Linked DNA regions of Mus musculus: region 2 is linked to region 1. The links are chromatin loops, found by intact Hi-C in ENCODE. Cell type or tissue: heart. All regions are shown on one strand. Links, peaks and the distances in the headings refer to the core of each region. The heading gives the core; the rest is flanking DNA.

Evidence for each region. Hi-C counts contacts between places; a loop is a spot of excess contacts. Peaks named below come from ENCODE experiments on the same cell type or tissue, not always from the same donor. Only the 100,000 strongest peaks of a DNase experiment are listed, where the experiment ranks them.
Region 2: it touches region 1 in a loop (20-fold over the local background); 7 of 42 quality-filtered maps call a loop at or near these places.

What each region holds. Positions count from the first base shown.
Region 1 is chr8:19,245,567-19,253,305 of GRCm38, reverse strand. Defb5 (defensin beta 5) reads right to left here and starts at 5,714. Exons shown (of 2, transcript NM_030734.2): 1 at 5,653-5,714; 2 at 2,478-2,610. The coding sequence starts at 5,714. The coding sequence ends at 2,478. In heart, for the core only: no CTCF peak of the experiment used is centred there; no DNase peak of the experiment used is centred there.
Region 2 is chr8:19,297,166-19,304,904 of GRCm38, reverse strand. It overlaps the pseudogene Defa-ps13. Among named protein-coding and RNA genes, the nearest start is that of Defb3, 7.7 kb to the right of the region's middle. In heart, for the core only: no CTCF peak of the experiment used is centred there; no DNase peak of the experiment used is centred there.

The sequences.
Region 1 (7,739 bases), core at 1,157-6,156:
GGAGTTCCCTGTGCCCCACAGTGGTGGCTGAGGTACAGGCTATAGAGCCTCAAACTGGCCTGTGTGGTTGCTAGCAAGTCCAGGGCTTCAACACCATTGTTAGTTGAAAAGAGCATATTCCTCGACAGATCATGCCAAGACAGCAGAGTTCACACTTTGTCAGGTCTTTATTAAAAGAGATAAAGAAGCAAAGGGAGAGAGAGAGAGAGAGAGAGAGAGAGAGAGAGAGAGAGAGAGAGAGAGAGAGAGAGTCATTCATGTTTTTTTTTTTTCCTGGCTGTGACATAGGTAACACAGGTGATGAATTTCAGGTGATGCAGGTAACACAAGGTGGGGGGGGGGGGTGCTATGGTTGCCATAGGAATGAACACAGAAGACTCTTATCCTCTAGGATGATGTCATTGCAGGTTTCAGAGGCTGGCTGTAACCAGTTTCTGATGCTAACACTGGCCAATTCCATTGGTGCTCTGCCCTGTATACAAAAAGCTCTGGTCCTATCAGAACATCAAATGGCCACGTAATTTTTAGAACTAAAACGCTATTTAGCTTTTTTTTCCTTTGATACATTTTACCTATGCCTTCAAGGACATTACCTTAAAAAACCAAAATAGCCATTAACATCTTTTCTCAGGTGAGGGTATTTGCTACAAAACCCTTTCGAGTCTGGCCAACCTCTAAAGACCCAGAATAATGCTTCCCTTGTTGCAGGAAAGTTCATCTCACTCCTGCAACAGTCAGCAGTGACTTAGAGCATCAGATAAACAACAACTGTATAACAATAATGATATGGAATATAAAAATAATTCCTTGAGGACAGGGTCTGGGGAGCCAGGTATCAAAATGAAGTGTATGGGTTAAATTCTACAATGAAAAAGTCAAAGGCTGTCCTTGTATAAAGCTCAAATACTGTATTATTTGTGGATATTTTAAATTACTTTCATGTGTGTGTATGTGTGTTACACATCATTTGTTTATGTGTGTGAATACATGTATGTATGTGTATAAAGGCAGAAGGTAAATTGTTTTCTTCAATCACTGTCTAATATATTATTAATTATTATTATTATTATTTGTTTGGTATTTTCCTGTATGTACTGTGTATATGATTGTTATGAAGGCCAAAAGAAAGGGCTAGATCCACTAGAACTGGAGTTACAGAAGGTGATGAGAGGACTCTTAGGTTCTGGGAATCTGACCAGGTCCTCCTGAGCAGCGAGTGCTCTTAAGTGAGGAGCCATGTCATCAGCAGGTCCACCTCCTATTTTCATTTTTGAGATGGATCTTCCATTGAACCTGTGGTAGTGCATTTGCTCTGGCAGGCTGGCTGTTGAGTTTGGAGATCCACAGGTCTCCATCACATCCCCCAGGGCTAGGAGTACAGACATGCTGTGTTCCCTGGTTTATTACATGGGTGCTCTGAATCACATTCATATCTGTATGATTGCACAGCACACGCTTATGGACAGTGCCTTGTCTTCAGACTCCTACTTTAAATTTAATGATACCCTGCATTAAGGTATGTGTCTTCAGCCAACATTCTTTTGTTACATGTCAATCGTGTGACAAGGACTCCTTTAATCAGTTGCAGCTACCCAGGTGAGATATCTTTTCTCTGGGGTCTCACTTCTTCTTTAGGACAGAGATTTTTTAAAATCTGAAGTATCCTAATGGAGCTTAATTATACTCATGAGCATGAATTATATGCACATTAACTGAAAAGCCCTGCCCAAGCCATTCAGGGAGCCCATCATACTGTAAATACACTGATGGGAAGGTCAGGCCTAGGACAGACTCTGAACTTTTGCTTTACTAAACATAGCCTTGTTTTTCTTTACCCTGCTCTTCCTTCTTGTTGCTTTCAATAAAGCCTTGTTTTCCACAAGTTCCTTGTGTCTTATGTCTACATGTAAGAAAGCCCCTCACTGACTCAACTTGGCCATTCAATTAAAATAACATGATGCAATATATCCCATCAGTGGTCAGTACATAAATGAATAAGAGAGTCTGGAACACCACTCAAGAGGTCTCATAGCCAAAGTGTGCATTAAAGTCTTAAACATAACCACACAAGTCATAATTGACTAAGAGGAACAAGCTTAAGGGAAGCTGGGGTGACCTTCTTTGTCTTGCCTTGGGATTGGATGGATGAAGCAAAGAGGTTAAGCAGGCAAAGGGATGAAGAAGACAGACAGGATGGCTGTGTGTGCTGGCTACAGGAAATCAATTAGCATATCAGAGACAGGAACAGATAGCCATAAATATAGCTGGAAACCATAAGAAAGCCCTACTTGAGTCACTGATTGACTTCTGCCAGGATTTTAGAATTCAGAGCAAGAGAAAACAAACTGTGAGCTCACACAGTTCTTACCAACATGCGTTTGCATTTAATCAAGGAACTTTAATTTAGTTTATGTTTTGTTCATCTTCATGGAGGTGCAAATTGTTTTCTTTGGTTCACTGGATCTTTGACTTCTTCTCTATTTTCTCTTGCAGCAGTTGAGACTAGTAACTCCACAACTGCCATTCTGAAGAATGTTGCCCTTGCACAGATACCTGCATATGCCTCCAATCATACAGCAACTTACTGGATTGTTGATTGTTTTGCTAAAGCTGAAAGATAAGTAAGAAAAACCACACATTAGAATTGAAAGTGCCAGGTCAGAAATACATACCAATGTGTTCTTATGATGAGTAGATCCCAGTAGGCTCTTCCCCCAAACAGGGATGTCTGTTTTAGCAGGGCTGAATCCAATTCTTGATAGAGACAGGTACTGTTACAGTATAGAGGGGGTGCTGGTTTTCCTAGGACCCAAATGTTGAAGGGTCTGCCCCACCCCTGACTGGAGTTTTCAGGTACAGCAGGCAGGAGCTCAGAAAAGACTCTTTGTGAGTCCCTAGCTGCTTCTCAGCAGCCCTGCCTTTGCTTTTCCACACACAAGTCCCTACTTCTAGTATCTGAAGCAGACACTGTGACTGTGCACATGAATGTGCATGTGTACACACACATATAGAGGCCAGAGGCTGGCCTAAGACAGGTTCATCAATTTCTCTCTACCTCGTTGTTTGAGAAAGAGTTCCTCACTGGACCTGGAACTAAATCAGTGGAATTGGCTGGCTGACTCACGAGTGTGCCTCTGTGATTCTTAGTCCTAGCAGTACAGATGTGCACAAGATGCTCTCTCTGCTTTTACATGGATGCTAGATCTTCATACTTGCAAAAGTGCATTTATTCACTGAGTCATCTTCCTATTTTTAACTAAGGTATTTTGAATTCTAGGTACCTATTTTAAACTAAGTATTGGACCCAAATCTCGGGGAATAGAACTTTCTTAAGGATAACGTGGTTCCTAAGTAACTTACAATGGAAACCTAAAGAAAAATGAACTTTTTTGATAGCATCCAACGTCTAAAATTAAGTCTTAAACTTATCCTTTGCTCTCCCCACTCCTTCCTTCTTTACATTTCTCTAAAAGTCATAGATAGTGTCTGTATATCTCATGGAACACAGATGTCCTCTGTGAACCAGAACCCAGCAACAAAATGAGTGAAATTATGTTTCTATCTCTATATTTTCTGTCTGATGCAGTTTGAGGCCTTTACTTCATTCGTTCAAATACTCTCTTATTTGCTTTACCTCCCTCTCTTGAACTGTGTATCCTTTTCCTTCTGTTTACCTAATGTGAAGGATGAAATAAACTTAGAGCCTGGAAAGATGGCTCAGCAGTTAGGAGAGCATACCACTCCTACAGAAGACCTGAGATAACTTCCTAGTACCATATCAGGCAGCCCATATGTGCCTATAATTCCAACTCTGAGAGACTGGATGTTCCTTTATGACCTCTGTGATTACTGTAGTGCCTGGCACATTCATATACACAGATCCATATATGTACACATAATTTGAAAGAATATAAAATTATATATTTTGCACAAAATACAGTTTAGGCAGAGTTTGAGAAGCTGTGCTTCATAGCCTCCCTGAGCTCTGAGCCTGATTGTCCCTGTAGACAGTGTGTGTTTAAGGATCTTCCATAGGGGTAGGGTTTCAGGAAGTTCTCAGATAGAGGCTGGGATGATTATTCTGGAGGATTCTCTAGAGTATCAGAGAATCGACACCTTAAATATAAAGATTAGTAAACAAACACCTTTCTGTTCAGGTAAGAATCCAAAATTCTTCATGTTATTATTTTTTTGTTTTTTTAATTAAGTATTTTCTCCATTTACATTTTCAATGCTATCCCAAAAGTCCCGCATACCCTCCCCCCCACACTCCCCTATCCACCCACTCCCACTTCTTGGCCCTGGCATTCCCCTGTACTGAGGTATATACAGTTTGCAAGACAAAGGGGCCTCTCTTTCCAATGTTGGCAGACTAGGCCATCTTCTGATATATATGTGGCTAGCAACACGAGCTCCGAGGAGTACTGGTTAGTTCATATTGTTGTTCCACCTATAGGGTTGCAGACCCCTTTAGCTCCTTGGGTACTTTCTCTAGATCCTCCATTGGGGGGGGCCTGTGATCCATCCAATAGCTGACTGAGCATCCACTTCTGTGTTTGCTAGGCCCCTGCATAGCCTCACAAGAGACAGCTATATCAGGGTCCTTTCAGCAAAATCTTGCTAGTGTATGCAATGGTGTCAGTGTTTGGAGGCTGATTATGGGATGGATCCCCGGGTATGGCAGTCCCTAGATGGTCCATCCTTTCATCACAGCTCCAACCTTTGCCTCTGTAACTCCTTCCATGAGTGTTTTGTTCCCACTTCTAAGAAGGGGCAAAGGGTCCACACTTTGGTCTTCGTTCTTCTTGAGTTTCATATGTTTTGCAAATTGTAACTTATATCTTAGGTATTCTAAGTTTCTGGGCTAATGTCCACTTATCAGTGAGTACATATTATGTGAGTTCTTTTGTGATTGAGTTACCTCACTCCGGATAATGCCCTCCAGGTCCATCCATTTGCCTAGGAATTCTATTAATTCATTCTTTTTAATGGCTGAGTAGTACTCCATTGTGTAAATGTACCACATTTTCTGTATCCATTCCTCTATTAAGGGGCATCTGGGTTCTTTCCAGCTTCTGGCTATTATAAATAAGGCTGCTATGAACATAGTGGAGTATGTGTCCTTCTTACCAGTTGGAACATCTTCTGGATATCCATGTTATTATTTACAAAAGAATCATTCCATAATCTCAAGTTTAGTGGCAAGAGTTAGGAAATGGAAGGCAAGGACTGCAGATGAGCTCAGAATGAATCTACCTGAGGCTCCTGGAAGTCAAAAAGAAGTATTCTTGGCTTATGTTAGCAGTTACACAATACACATTGTCTGAAATGAGCTTAGAAGAAAGAAAGAAAAAAAAGGAAGGGAATAACTGTAGAAGAGGAAATGTATGAGAGACTGAAACAGAGACAGAGAGATGAACACATAACAGAAAGACAGGCATAAGCATATACAGAAAGACTGACAGACATGCACCCACAGAAAAACAGAAAGAGTGAGACATATATATATGGAGAGGTGGAGCCCAAGGCACACACAGAAAAAGAGACAGGAACACACACACACACGCACACACACACGCACACGCGCACACACACACACACACACTGTAGGGAGCTATCTCTTTTTACTTTGGGACCGCGTACTCCCCTGACACACCTGCAAGTGGAGACAGCAGCACCAGGAGAAATGCAAAGAGAAGGTAATGGATCTTCATGGCTGAAGCCTGGTGAGGGGCACAGATGCAGAGGGATTTGAGCTCAGTGCCTTATATAGTGTTATGTGCTACCTCCTCGTTAGGATTTTACACTGACTAGGATGCAAGGACGTAAAATTATGAAACACAGAGCATCTTATCTCTCTTGTCAAATTGGCCCTTTGAGAGCACACTCAGAGTCTCTTATGCAAATGTGAGGATCCCCAGAGGAGTTCCTCCTGCACTGCTGACCATGAGCAGATTCCTGCCCTACTTCTTAGGTGAGCGGGACCCATGCTGTCCTGGGACAGACTTACTGGTTACAATTGGAGCTTACTTGTTTATACCTCAGATATTTGACTTGGTCATCTCAGAGTCTGGCAACAAGATTAGGCCTCAGTGGGGACTCATTTCACCTAGAGTCATTTGGGCTGCTGCATGTAACACATGTGACCAAACGTTCCCCAAGCTTTTCCAAGTAAGAACATGAGCCTAGTCTCATAAATTTCTCCAAGTTACTGCTCAGTAATGGAGTTCATTTCCTACTAAAAACCTCCAGAAACTCACCATACACCCAATGTGATGGACATAAGGCAAGATGGACAGGGAGGAACAGTGTACTGTTTCCTCTTTCAGAGAAAGCAATGAGTTAGTAACAGGTTACCAGAACACAAGGCGCCATTCCTACCTAGAAGAAAACAGCAAGTAGCTGGTTCTAGCTACCAGGTGATGGGCAGCTCTTGGGAATTGCTAGCCTTTGGGTCTGTGGTTCTCCAGTTTCTGAAACAATGTATGTATCAGAGGTGAGGTGTCAAGTTACCTTTTGGATTATATCATGAGAATTCATGACAATGGGACACCAATACTTCCCACCACCTTCCTGTTGTTCTTGATGGGACCTGTTAAGAACAGGTCCCTCCTCCCTAAGGGGAGGCCATGTGGCTCATCTCAGAGTGATTTCTCTTTTATAGTTCATTACCCAGCTGCTCATTTTTGTACTCTAAAATAATTGACAAGAAACAGGGCATAACACATGCCAAGAGCTGAGAAATGAGTATTTATCTAATGGAAAATAACTTAAATAAATCAGGAATTTTTCCCTCCCTACAGGAAGATTAAACAAATGAGCAGAAATCTATAATGCATTGACAAAGGCTATTGTATGGCGTCTCCAGCAAAGACATTTGAGGTTGGAGAATGAAGAGTTTAGACCCACACTAGAATGCCTCACTCTCACTGATGTGCTGTGACAATCCATGGTATTGGGCTTAGAGGACATATTTTGAAACTGGCATTCAGAAGAGATTTAAAAGAAAATCAGACACAGTAAGTATTCATATTTGTGGGCTATTGTATACTATCTCAGTATATAAATACAGTAGGCAAGGATCAATACAGGATAATTAATATATCTATCATTTCAAATTGAATAATTTTACTATACTAAGAGTAGCTTCAATCTCCTCTCATTAGCTTCAGTGATACAATGGAAGCCAGGCATAATTCTATTAAAAAAAGAAAAGAAAAACACTAACTTCCCTCTATTTTCCTTACCCCTACCTTTCTCTGTTCCTTATTAGCCTACTCTGCAATTTGAGGGTTTCTTAAAAGCAGCTGATGATTGATTTATAGTAATGGTTTGCTCCAAAGAGGTACTGTTGCATGTCTGTCTGGGATTGCAGGATTGCCACGTGCCATCTGACCCATCTTCAGACTTTTTTCCCTGTGCAATGCCTGCATGTATTGAAAAAGTATGCTTACTCATCACAAACACTAAGCACAGACAAAAACGTAATGTGGAAAAAAACTAAACTAAACTAAAATAAACTAAAATAAAATAAAGAATGTGGAAAGATCGTTGCCTGCAAATGCTCAGCCTGAATTAATAAACTCACTCTGCATTTGCATAATTTTCTCACTTTCCACAGTAAAAAGCAAATGTACTCATTTTCTATCAATGTGGCCAAACACATTTGACAACTGAACCTTGATGGAATAAAAGTTATTTTGACTCAAGCCTTAGAAACGCAATCCATGGTGTGTGGG
Region 2 (7,739 bases), core at 1,503-6,502, 51 kb before region 1:
GAGCTCACATAGCTCTTAGCAACAGGTGTTTACATTTAATCAAGGTACTTTAATTTGGTTTAAGTTTTGTCCATCTTCATGGAGGAGCAAATTCTGGTGTTCTCTTTGGTTCATGGGATCTTTGTATTCTTCTTTCAGCATTTGAGTAAAGAAACAGGGCAAATGCCAATCTGACGAATATTGCCAATGCACTTATACTGGCATTTGCCTCCTCTCATTAGAAATTTACTGGATTGTTGATTTTTTTAGCTAAACGCTGAAAGATAAGTAAGAAAAACACATTAGAAATGGAAGTGCCAGGTCAGAAATACATACCAGTGTGTTCTTATGATGAGTAGATCATAAGCAGCAGGCTTTCCCCCCAAACAGGGATGTCTATTTTAGCAGGGCTCAATCCAATTCTTGATAGAGACTGCCACTGTTGCAGTGTAGAGGGGGTGCTGGGTTTTCCTAGGACTCAAATGCTCCACCCATGACTGATTGGAGTTTTCAGGACTAGCAGGCAGGAGGGCAGGAAAGATTCTCTGTGAGTCCCTAACTGCTTCTCAGCAGCCCTGCCTTTGCTTTTCTACACACAAGACCCTTGTTCTAGTATCTGAAACAGACATTGTGACTGTCCACATGAATGTGCATCTGTGCACACACATAGAGAAACCAGAGGTTGGCCTAAGACATGTTCATCAATTCCTCTCTACCTCATTGTTTGAGACAGAGTATCTCACTGAACCTGAAACCAGTGGGATTGGCTGGCTGGCTCTCCTGTGTGCCTCTTGAATCTTACTACTAGCATTACAGATGTGCACCAGAGGCTCTCTCTGCTTCTACATGGATACCAGATCTTCATGCTTGCACAAGTGCATTTAATCACTGAGCCATCTTCCTATTTTTAACTAAGGTATTTTAACTTCCAGGTACCTATTTTAAACTAAGTATTGAACCTAAATCTCTGGAAATAGGACTTGCTTAAGGATAACTTGATTCCTAAATAACTTACAATTGAAACCTAAAGAAAAAAATGAGGGGCATCTGGGTTCTTTCCAGCTTCTGGCTATTATAAATAAGGCTGCTATGAACATAGTGGAGCATGTGTCCTTCTTACCGGCTGGGACATATTCTGGATATATGCCCAGGAGAGGTATTGCAGGATCCTCCGGTAGTACTATGTCCACTTTTCTGAGGAAATGCCAGACTGATTTCCAGAGTGATTATACAAGCTTGCAATCCCACCAACAATGGAGGAGTGTTCCTCTTTCTCCACATCCACGCCAGCATCTGCTGTCACGTGAATTTTTTGATCTTAGCCATTCTGACTGGTGTGAGGTGGAATCTCAGGGTTGTTTTGATTTGCATTTCCCTGATGATTAAGGATGTTGAACATTTTTTTCAGGTGCCCCTCAACAGAGGAATGGATGCGGAAAATGTGGTACATTTACACAATGGAGTACTACTCAGCTATTAAAAAGAATGAATTTATGAAATTCCTAGGCAAATGGATGGACCTGGAGGACATCATCCTGAGTGAGGTAACACATTCACAAAGGAACTCACAAAATATGTTCTCACTGATAAGTGGATATTAGCCCAAAACCTAGGATACCCAAGATATAAGATACAATTTCCTAAACACATGAAACTCAAGAAAAATGAAGACTGAAGTGTGGATACTATGCCCCTCCTTAGAAGTGGGAACAAAACATCCATGGAAGGAGTTACAGAGACAAAGTTTGGAGCTGAGATGAAAGGATGGACCATGTAGAGACTGCCATATCCAGGGATCCACCCCATAATCAGCATCCAAACGCTGACACCATTGCATACACTAGCAAGATTTTATCGAAAGGACCCAGATGTAGCTGTCTCTTGTGAGACTATGCCGGGGCCTAGCAAACACAGAAGTGGATGCTCACAGTCAGCTAATGGATGGATAACAGGGCTCCCAATGGAGGAGCTAGAGAAAGTACCCAAGGAGCTAAAGGGATCTGCAACCCTATAGGTGGAACAACATTATGAACTAACCAGTATCCCGGAGCTCTTGACTCTAGCTGCATATGTATCAAAAGATGGCCTAGTCGGCCATCACTGGAAAGAGAGGCCCATTGGACACGCAAACTTTATATGCCCCAGTACAGGGTAACGCCAGGGCCAAAAAGGGGGAGTGGGTGGGTAGGGGAGTGGGGGTGGGTGGGTATGGGGGACTTTTGGTATAGCATTGGAAATGTAAATGAGCTAAATACCTAATAAAAAATGGAAAAAATAATAATAAAATAAAAAAAAAAGAATTGGGAACAAAACACCCATGTAAGGAGTTACAGAGACAAAATTTGGAGCTGTGATGAAAGGATGGACCATCTATTGATTGCCATATCCAGGGATCCATCCCATAATCAGCTTCCAAACGCTGACACCATTGCATGCACTAGCAAGATTTTGCTGAAAGGACCCTGATATAGCTGTCTCTTGTGAGGCTACGCCAGGGCCTAGCAAACACAGAAGTGGATGCTCACAGTCAGCTATTGGATGGATCACAGGGCCCCCAATGGAGGAGCTAGAGAAAGTACCCAAGGAGCAAAAGGGAAGTGCAACCCTATAGGTGGAACAACATTATGAACTAACCAGTACCCCGGAGCACTTGTCTCTAGCTGCATATGTATCGAAAGATGGCCTAATCGGCCATCACTGGAAAGAAAGGCCCATTGGAATTGCAAACTTTATATGCCCCAGTACAGGGGAATGCCAGGGCCAAAAAGGGGGAGTGGGTGGGTAGGGGAGTGGGGGGGTGGGTATGGGGGACATTTGGGATAGCATTCGAAATGTAAATGAGGAAGATACCTAATAAAAAATTTTTTAAAAAAGAAGGTCTTAGGTGAGTGTAAGGCTAGCTTAGTTGATTGGATTATTGCTAAGAGGTAGACAGTGGTCTCATTAACCTTCTCCTGAGTAATTAGTAGACAATTGTCTCTAGTCAGAGCTCCAGCAGGGCCCTGAGTGGCTGAAATAATCTTGTACTTTCTTAAGTAGAAGTAATACAACTGGATAAATGAAGCTTATGTCTTTTTCTTGGGGGTTGCCATATTACCTTTGTGCTGAGAAGTTTGATGGCTTTAGTTTAAGTTCAAATAAAAATAAATAAATAAATAAACCTCATTAAAAAAAAGAAGAAGAAGAAAAAAAGAAAAAAATGAACTTTTTTGATAGCTTCCAATGTTTGAGATTAAGTCTTAAAGTTATCCTTCACTTTTCCACCTTCCCTGCTTATTTACATTCATATAAATGTCAGACAGAGTTAATATGTATATATCTCATGGAACACAGATTCTCCTCTGTAAACCAGAACCCAGCAACAAAATGAAAGAAATTACATATACACAGATCCATATATGTACACATAATTTAAAAGAATATAAATTATATATTTTCCACAAAATACAGTTTAGGCAGAGTTTGAGAAGCTGTGTTTCATAGCCTCCCTGAGCTCTGAGCCTGATTACCCCTGTAGACAGTGAGTGTTTAACCATAGGGGTAGGGTTTCAGGAAGTTCTCAGATAGAGGATGGGATGATTATTCTGAAGGATTCTCTAGAGTAAGCAGAGAATCTACACCTTAAATATAAAGATAAAAAATGAATACCATTTTTTTCAGATAAGAATCCAAAATTCTTCATGTTATTATATTTACACTACCTTTAAGAGACTGGTTTCATTATCTTAAGCTTAGCAGCAGGAGTGAGGAAATGGAAGTCAAGGACTGCATTCTGTAGACTCAGAATGAGTCTACCTTAGGCTCCTTCAAGGCAAAAAGATGTATTCTTAGTTCATGTTAGCAGTTACACAATACACATTGTCTGAAATGAGCTTGGAAGAAAGAAAGAAAAAGAGGGAAGGTAATAACTATAGAAGAGGAAAAGCATGAGAGACTTACACAGAGACAGAGAGGTGACTACATAACAGAAAGACAAGCATAAGCATATACAGAAAGACTGACTGACATGAACTCACAGAAAAACAGAAAGAGACATACATCTATGGAGAGATGGAGCCAAAGGCACACACAGAAAAAGAGACAGACACACACACACACACACACACACACACACACACACACACACACACACACACACACTGTAGGGAGCTATCTCTTTTTACCTTGGAACCACCCTACTCCCTGACTCACTTGCAAGTGGACACAGCAGCACCAGGAGAAATGCAAAAAGAAGGTAATGGATCCTCATGACTGAAGCCTGGTGAGGTGCAGAGGTGCACAGGGACTTGAGCTCAGTGCCTTATATTAGTGCCAGGTGCTGCCACCTCGGTAGGATTCTACATTGACTTGAATCCAAGGATTTACAATTATGAAACACAGAGCACCTTATCTCTCTTGTCAAAATGGCCCTTTGAGAGCAAACTTAGCTTCTCTTATGTAAATGTGGGTAGTTCCAGATGATTTCCTCCTGCACTGCTGACCATGAGCAGATTCCTGCCCCACTTATTAGGTGGGAGGGATCCATGCTGTCCTGGGACAGATTTACAGATTACAATTTGCACTTACTTGCCTATAACTCAGACATTTGACTTGGTCATCTCAGAGTCTGGCAACAGGATTAGGCCTCATTGGGGACTCATTTCACCTAGATTCATTTTGGCTGCTGAATGCAACAGATGTGACTCAAGTCAAGGTTCCCCAAGCTTTTCCAAGTCAGAACCTGAGCCTAGTCTCATAGATTTCTCCAAGTTACTGCTCAGTTATGGAGTTCATTTGCTACTAAAAACCCCCAGCAACTCACCATACACCCAATGTATGGACATGGAGTCAGATAGGTGTGCTGTTTACTCTCTCAGAGAAAGCAAGGAGTAGGTAACAGGTTACCAGAACACAGGATCCCATTCCTACCTAGAACAAACCAGCAAGTAGCTGGTTCTAGCTACCAGGTGATGAGCAACTCTTGGGACTTTCTAGCCTTTGGGTCTGTGGTCCTCCAGTTTCTGAAACAATGTATATATCAGAGGTGATGTGTCAAGTTACCTTTTTGATCATATCATGAGAATTCATGAGAGTGGGATTCAAGACCTTCCCACCACCTTCCTGTTGTTCTTGATGGGACCTGTTCTGAGGGAGGTCATGTGGCTCATCTCAGAGTGATGTCTTTTTTTATAGTTCATTATCCAGCTGCTCATTTTTATACTTCAAAACCATTGAGAAGAAACAGGGCATAACATATGCCAAGAGCTGAGAGATCAGGATTTTTCGAAGGGAAAACAAAGAATCAGAAATGTTTTCTCCCTACAGAAAGATTAAACAAATAACCAGATGAGCAGAAATCTATAATGCATAAATAGTTTCGACAAAGGTTATTGTATGGAGTTCCCAGCAAAGAGATTTCAGGCTGGAGAATGAAGAGTTTAGATCCACACTAGAATGCCTCACTCCAACTTCTGTGCTGTGAAAACCCACGATATTGGGCTTGGTGGACATATTTTTAAGCTGCCATTCAAAAGAGATTTAAAAGAAAATCAGACATAGTAAGTATTCATATTTGTGGACTATTGTGTACTATCTTAGTATATAAATACAGTAAGCAAGCATCAATACAGGATAATTAATATATCTATCACTTCAAATTGAATAATTTTACTATACTAAGAGTAGCTTCAATCTCCTCTCATTAGCTTCAGTAATACAAGAGAAGCCAGACATAATTCTTTATTAAAAAAAAAAAAAAAAAAACTACCTTCCCTCTATTTTCCTTACCCCTACCTTTCTGTGTTCCTTATTAGCCTACTCTGCAATTTGAGGCTTTCTTAAAAGTAGCTGATGATTGATTTATAGTAATGGTTTGCTCCAAAGAGGTAATGTTACATGTCTGTCTGAGATTGCAGGATTGCCACATGCCATTTGATCCATCTTCGGACTGTTTTCCCTGTGCAATGCAGGCACGAATTGAAAAGGTATGCTTACTCATCCCAAACACTAAGCAGAGACAAAAACATAATGTGGAAAAAACTAAACTAAACTAAGCTAAAATAAAATAAAATAAAATAAAATAAAATAAAATAAAATAAAATAAAATAAATGTTGGGGCCGGCCAGCTGCTCACATGTCCAGGTTTGAGCCTGGAAGGCATCTTGGAATCTGGAAGAAAAGAGGGAGCCTAGGCGGGTTGAGAAATAATGGAACCAAGACATGCTAGTCTGTTCATGGTTCAGATTTTTAATGACAGACACGCTTTATTAAAGGCCATTCCACGACAATTCATCCTTGGAGCCTGGAACCAGCTGCAGGTGATGACATGCAGGATAGGGCATAGTCTCCAGAAGAGCTCTGAGGCCTCTCAGCAGGTAGCAGTATCTTGACAGTGGCAGTGGCAGAACAATAGAGTGATCTAGGCAGGAAGGTTCCACCCTAGATAATCTCCTTAGTGGCAGCAAGGTCAAGTTCTGGCTTAGCCTGCTTCAGGCTTATGGGAAGCTACAAATAAAATAAAATAAATAAAATAAAATAAAATAAAATAAAATAAAATAAAATAAAATAAAATGAACAGTGTGGAAAGATCATTGTCTGCAAATGCTCAGCCTAAATTAATGAACTCACTCTGCATTTGCATAATTTTCTCACTTTCCACAGTGAAAAGCAAATGTGTTCATTTTCTATCAATGTGGCCAAATACTTTTGACAAATCAACCTTTTTGGAATAAAAGTTATTTTGATTCATGCCTTAGAGACTCAATCCATGGTCAGTGGACAACACTGCTTTGTGGTCTGACACAAGCCAGGACATAAATGGCAAGGAGCATGTGGTGAGGTAAAGTCAGTCACCTTCTGATAACCAGGAAGCAGAAGGGAGGGGTCTGGTCTGCCAAGACCCATTGCTGTGCTCTGTGTCCAAACCTAACTCACTAAAACTAGGGCGATTTGCAGAATGTCCAACCATCTTCCAGAGGAGTCACAGACTAACCAAGACTTTAGCACTTATCTTCTTGAGGACAGTTAGGATCTCAGCCAAGCCAGGTTAGGCAGTGAATATTTCCAGTGGAGTGCTGCTAGGTGTATGTCAACTCTTCAGCTCAGTGGTACATTGTTATGTGTGTACCCTCTGCCCCAGTGTTGCCTTGATGCATGTGTGTGTTCCCCAAGAGTAGTGGGCTGCTCTGTGTGCACCTCAGCTCCAGTGTGTGTGTGTATGTGTATGTGTGTTTGTGTGTATATGTATGTGTATGTGTGTGTATATGTATGGATGTGTATGTGTGTGTGTATGTTTGTATTTGTATGTGTATGTGTATGTGTATGTGTATGTGTATGTGTATGTGTATGTGTATGTGTATGTGTGTGTATGTGTGTGTATGGATGGATGTGTATGTGTGTGTATATGTATGTGAATGTCTGTATGTGTGTGTACATGTATATGTATATGTGTGTGTATGTGTATGTGTGTGTATGAGTATGTGTGTGTATCTGTATTTGTATGTGTATATGAATATGTGTGTATGTGTCTATGTGTGTATGTATGTCTGTATGTGTGTATGTCTATGTGTGTATGTATATGCATGTATGTGTATGTGTATATGTGTATGGATGTGTATATGTGTATGTGTGTATATGTATGTGTGTACTTGTGTATATATATGTGTGTGTGTGTAGGTGTGTGTGTGTTTACCCTCCAGCTGCAGTGGTGCTTTCCTATGTCTTCACACCTTGTTTTCCATGGTGCTCGGCCCTGTGTGCAGCCCCAGCTCTGGTTCTTTCAG